Linked DNA regions of Homo sapiens: region 1 is linked to region 2. Evidence: chromatin loops called from intact Hi-C (ENCODE). Cell type or tissue: heart left ventricle. All regions are shown on one strand.

Region 1 (2,500 bases), 140 kb after region 2:
GATCTTACAAAGAACACATGGGAGAAGAGCTGGAAATTATACCGTAATGCTGAGGCTGTATTTTTCATCCATTGACTTGTCCAACAATTGTAAAGTTGCTAACATTCAGGATAACGAGTTATGGGCAAATGAGTAGACTTGTTTCTTCTTAGTGGGAGTATAAATGATGCTATCATTTTGGAGGGTTACTTGCCATTACCTATCACAGTTAATGATTTATATATCCTTTCTTTTGCTAGAAATTTGCCATTTAGATATACAGCAGAAGTATATGCCGAGAGAGAAATAAAAATGTTCATTGGAGCTGTGTTTGTAATGCAAAGAAATGGAAACAACTTGAATTTCCACAAACAGAAAAATTGATTAAATAAGTTATGATTTGGCCTCATGATGACATAATACACACGATTTTAAAGGAATGAGTTCACTTTGCATGTGTTGATATGAAAATGCCACAAGATTCTTAATTAAATGACAAAATGAAGATGCAGCATGGTTTTGTACAGTATAATTTCAAACATGTACACATACACACACATTCAGAAAGTGGGTGGTAGAGTTGAAAAAATATTGGAAGTCAGAAAATGTTAAGGTTGAGGAGAAGGAAAGCTTTTATATTTTAGATGATTAAGATTTGCAGACAGTTGTAAGAAATAATACAGAGCCCTCTTGTACATGTTTTTTAGAGACAGGGTCTTGCTCTGTCACCTGGGCTGGAGTGTACCTTGAACATTTTGCCCGGTTTCCCCCAGTGGGAATATTTTGCAAAACTATAGTGTCATGTCACAACCAGGAATTGAAATGGCCACAATTCACTGATCTTTTTCAGATCTCTCCAGTTTTAAACGTGTGTGTCTGCGTGTTAAGTCCCGTGCAATTCTGGTACCTGTATAGGTTTGCACCTGCACCACTGTATCATAGTCACGCCTACTTCCCTCTGACAGAGGAAAGGCTTTGACTTTTATTTATATGACACTGTAAGCCTGCTTGACTTTTTAAAGAAACCACATATGTGCATTTTTTAAATTTAACAGGGAAGCAATCATAGAGCCTGTGGTTTTTTGTTGTTTTTTTTTTCCTGGTACTGCCTTATACTTTAAAAATCCAGTACCTGCTCCCAACTGGCTGGGTCAAGAAGACCTCAGCAAATCTTTGTTCACTCCCAAAACGCCCCGGGGTGTGGGAGCCCTGGCTGACAAGAGGGGAAAGAAAGCACTTCCCACACCTTGGCCTGGAGCTCCTCCTGGAGGCGGGTGGCCTCGTCCAGAGACGCCTGGTGGGCAGCGCCCTGGTCCCTGAGCTGGCACTGCAGGGTCAGCACCCGGTGATGGAGCTGCTGGGCCCGCAGCCTGGGATCCTCCTCAGTAACCTCGGCCTCTGAGTCCCGGAGCTGCGGAAATCACAGATTTGAATGAAATGTTTAGGTTATCCTTCAAGCAATTTGCCTTAGCCAACAAACGGTACCCGTTTCCCCACTCCGTAGTTTTTTTTTTTGTTGTTGTTGTTTTCCTGCTTATATTTCTCTTACAGTAAGTTTTAGAAGATAAGGTAGCAGAAATCACTCCCAATCTGATTATCCTGTAGAATCTTTATTATCCATAGATTTTCTGCAGATTTCCTGCTAAGTCCCTAGACACGTGCATGTATAGGAGTGGGTGGTTCTGCTTGGTTTCCGGAGGTGGGTGTTGGGGAGGGCCTGGAGAGTCCCAGAATAACAGCCTGGAATATTAGCTTCAAAAATATGTGCAGTGGGGTGGCATTCCAGAATCTGCTGTAATAGATGCCAGTCACTGTTATACTGAAACAGTGTGATGAGTGAAATTGAATGTTCCAATCAAATTATGAGATGCCTATTATGCTAAAGCATAATATATTTATATGAAACAGAAGATACTGTGTCTCCCACAGGCACTTTTCTTAAATGAATACACAATTGCCTGTCACTCTTCTTGGATCTAACATGAGATTAGCGGGTTTCATTCAGATGCCAAAGGGAATTTCTGGGAGGAAGGACAGTGAGAGGGAACAGGCTGGCTTTGCATTGTGGGAAGTGTGGCAAAATGGGAGAGGTGCTACTGCCCCCAAATGGTTTTGAAGTCTAAATTCTTATTTTTTTAAATAACTCACATACATATATACACACAAGCACACATAAACATACATACTAACACAGATTTTCTATATAAAATTTAAAATATGATATATTTGTTTTCTGCTTTTCTCCCTTAACACCGTGTTCTGGGCGTTTTTCCATATTACCAAATAATGTTGAAAATGCTGTTATTAGTATATACGCAGCCTCCTGTGGCCGTGCTGAACACTCGGATTATTCTAACATCTTGCTGTTATAATTGGAACTGTGACAAAGGCCCTTGTACATAAATACTTAGACATACCTCTGATGCTTTCCCTGAGATCATCAGGGGGTATTTCCAGGTGAACAAAGTGAGTATCTTTTTTTTTTTTTTTTTTTGAGATGGAGTTTCGCTTTTGTTGTCCA
Region 2 (2,500 bases):
AGGGAAGGGGCTGAGGTGCTGGGCTCCACAGTGTGCGTGCACCACAGCAAGTGTGCTGCAGGCAGCAGCGGCCACTTCTGGAGCACTCGGTTCCAGGTCCTTTTCCTGCACTGTCCCATAGGCAGCTCTGCCACAGGTACTGTCTGCTTCCACTTTGAGTAAAACGAGGGAGACAGAGAGATGTCACGGGTGACGTGCCAGGTCCGGGGTGACACAGCCTTGTCTCCATCCCTGATCCTGAGTGCTTCCCGATACACCATGGTGCCTGCCACAGAGCAGGTGCTTAACAGTAGGTTGGCTCAACAGGAGGTGGTCAATTGATGTGAATGGAACAGTCACTGGATGCCACAGATCTTCAGGTCCGTGAGGGCCTGTTGTAAGCCATATGAGCGCAGTCCTTGCAGAGCACGGGGCAGAGCCTCCTCTACAATCATGAGTCCAAACCAGCCTGCGGATTCCCACCATTAACTCTCTGCCTCCAAAGGCCCCAGCTGCCTCCCCCAGCCCCACGTTCTCACAGGTCTCACCAGGCCAGTAGGGAGGTCAAGTAGTCGGGCGTGGTAGGGTCCGGGCTCAGGGGAGGGGAAGTCACGAACGCCGCAGCCTTGGCCCAGTTCTTGCTCCAGTAATGGGTGCCATCGGTCCCCAGGCTGGCGGCAATGGGCTCTCCAAAAACTAGGGGCCCTTAGGAGGGGAAAACATAAGCCTGGTTAAAAGCAAATACTCTCTTGAGGCAGATGTCAAAGGCACAAAATTGGAAGACTGTGGAGGGAGAACGGGGCTGGCTGAAGGCCAGAACACTGGCCACCGTTCTTGCAGGCATCACCGCCTGCACCGCAGGGACCTTGGGTGTCCGGGCCCAGCTCCACCACATTGTCGGCGCCCCGCCACGCGCTCCATGGGGCGTACGGCAGCTGACTCACCCAGCAACCTGTGGATATGGCTGTTGCTTTTACGATTTGGACATTATTATGTCCTTTTATAGATTTGTAAGCCAAGCCATGGAGACACGATTTACTCTCTCAGTTAGGGTTCTGCCAGAAGCAGATCTTAGGAATCTAGTTCAAGAGTCTTATTTGGGAGGTGATTCCAGGAAACACTGGCTGGGGATTGAGGAAGTGACATAAGGCAGGGAAAGCAGCCAATAAAGGGAGATTTCTCATCGAGGCACAGCTGAGGGCCCTGGCACTCAGTCCTGCTCGGGAACACGCCTCAGGGTCCTCCCACCCCAGGGGAAAGGGAGTTGGATGTGTTTCTGTCAGCCCAGTGCCGGAGGGCGGCTTCCCGAGCACTAACTTCCCAGAAGTTCCTGCTTGTCTTTCAAGGAGTCGGCCTGGCGGGCTTCTTCCAGAAAAGCCTGCAGGCAGAGGCTCGGGCTCCCCAGGAAAGATCTTTGCATTAGAGACCAAGGGCAAGAGATGTGGCCCGAGACCCCCTGCTGCCCTCGCCTGAGGCCACCTGCTGCCCAGTAGGAGAGGCAGCTGCAAGCTCTGCCCGGCTCTAGGGCAGCCCATCAAGCAGCGCTTTCTGCAGCGAGGGGGGTGCCCTGTATCACAGCTGCCCAACCAGCAACCACCGGCCACATGTGGCTGTTAAGCTGGTGTGGCTGGTGCCACTGAGAAACTAACTTGTTCATTTTACTTAACATTACTTAATTTAAATTTAGATAGCCACGTGTGGTTAGTGGCTACCTTATGGCTTCCTGTAGCTCCAGAACCTGCCTGCTTACCCGCTCCCGGCTGGTACCGCTTCCAGATTTCTGTAACCTCTCTGAGCCCCGGTTTCCTTATCTTCAAAATGGAGCTAGTTTCAGGCAAGCTGTGCTGTTCTAGCCTCTACTTGTCAGCTTGCCCTTAAAAACACTAAAACAACATATTTGGGGTCCACAGCTGCTCTGTCCAATAAGGCAGTCCTGAGCCGCATGTGGCCACCAATAACCTGAGGCTGTGGTTAGTCTGAACTGAGTTGTGTACATGTAAGATACTGAATTTTGAAGAGAGTACAGAAAACATCATGCAAAATATTAATGATTTTTACATTGATGACATGCTGAATTAATATGTGGATCCATTAGATTAAACATAATATATTATTAAAATTCTCTTTAAATGGAGCTGAGCTTATCGAGGTGAATATCCTAAGGTCATTGGGACCAAAGAATTCCAGCCACCATCCTTGTGTCAGGAGCATCCCCGCTCCACCCCTCCCTCCTCCGGCTGCCTGTCTGAGTTCGGGAGGGAGTGAACTTGAACCTGCAGGACACCCCCTTCCAGGCCCCAGCTGCCCCCAGAAGGCCCAGGGCCGGCTGCATACCTTTCTTCCTGGCCAGAGCGATGATGTCGGCTGCACTCTTGCTCATGACCTTGGTGATGTACACAGGGCAGTTGATCCGGCCCGCAATGGTGATGGCCCGGAACACCGCCTCGGCCTCCAGCTGAACACGGCACACACAGTGTCACAGGAGGGAAGGCTGGTGTAACAGCTACCACCCATCTCCATT

The links. A loop is a pair of places that touch in the nucleus more often than their neighbours do. Peaks named below come from ENCODE experiments on the same cell type or tissue, not always from the same donor. Only the 100,000 strongest peaks of a DNase experiment are listed, where the experiment ranks them.
Region 1: a loop joins it to region 2, with 2.4 times the contacts of the local background. A loop is called at or near these places in 21 of 110 quality-filtered maps.

The regions. Positions count from the first base shown.
Region 1 is chr4:5,978,949-5,981,448 of GRCh38, forward strand. It overlaps C4orf50 (chromosome 4 open reading frame 50), which reads right to left. Exons shown (of 12, transcript NM_001364689.3): 7 at 1,226-1,390. Among named protein-coding and RNA genes, the nearest start is that of C4orf50, 38 kb to the right of the region's middle. In heart left ventricle, a CTCF peak has its summit at 1,252 (motif pointing left); no DNase peak of the experiment used is centred here; H3K27me3 peaks cover 1,885 bases.
Region 2 is chr4:5,838,995-5,841,494 of GRCh38, forward strand. It overlaps CRMP1 (collapsin response mediator protein 1), which reads right to left. Exons shown (of 14, transcript NM_001014809.3): 8 at 2,314-2,434; 9 at 528-684. Among named protein-coding and RNA genes, the nearest start is that of CRMP1, 53 kb to the right of the region's middle. In heart left ventricle, no CTCF peak of the experiment used is centred here; DNase peaks (open chromatin) are centred at 857 and 1,269; H3K4me3 peaks cover 847 bases; H3K27ac peaks cover 271 bases.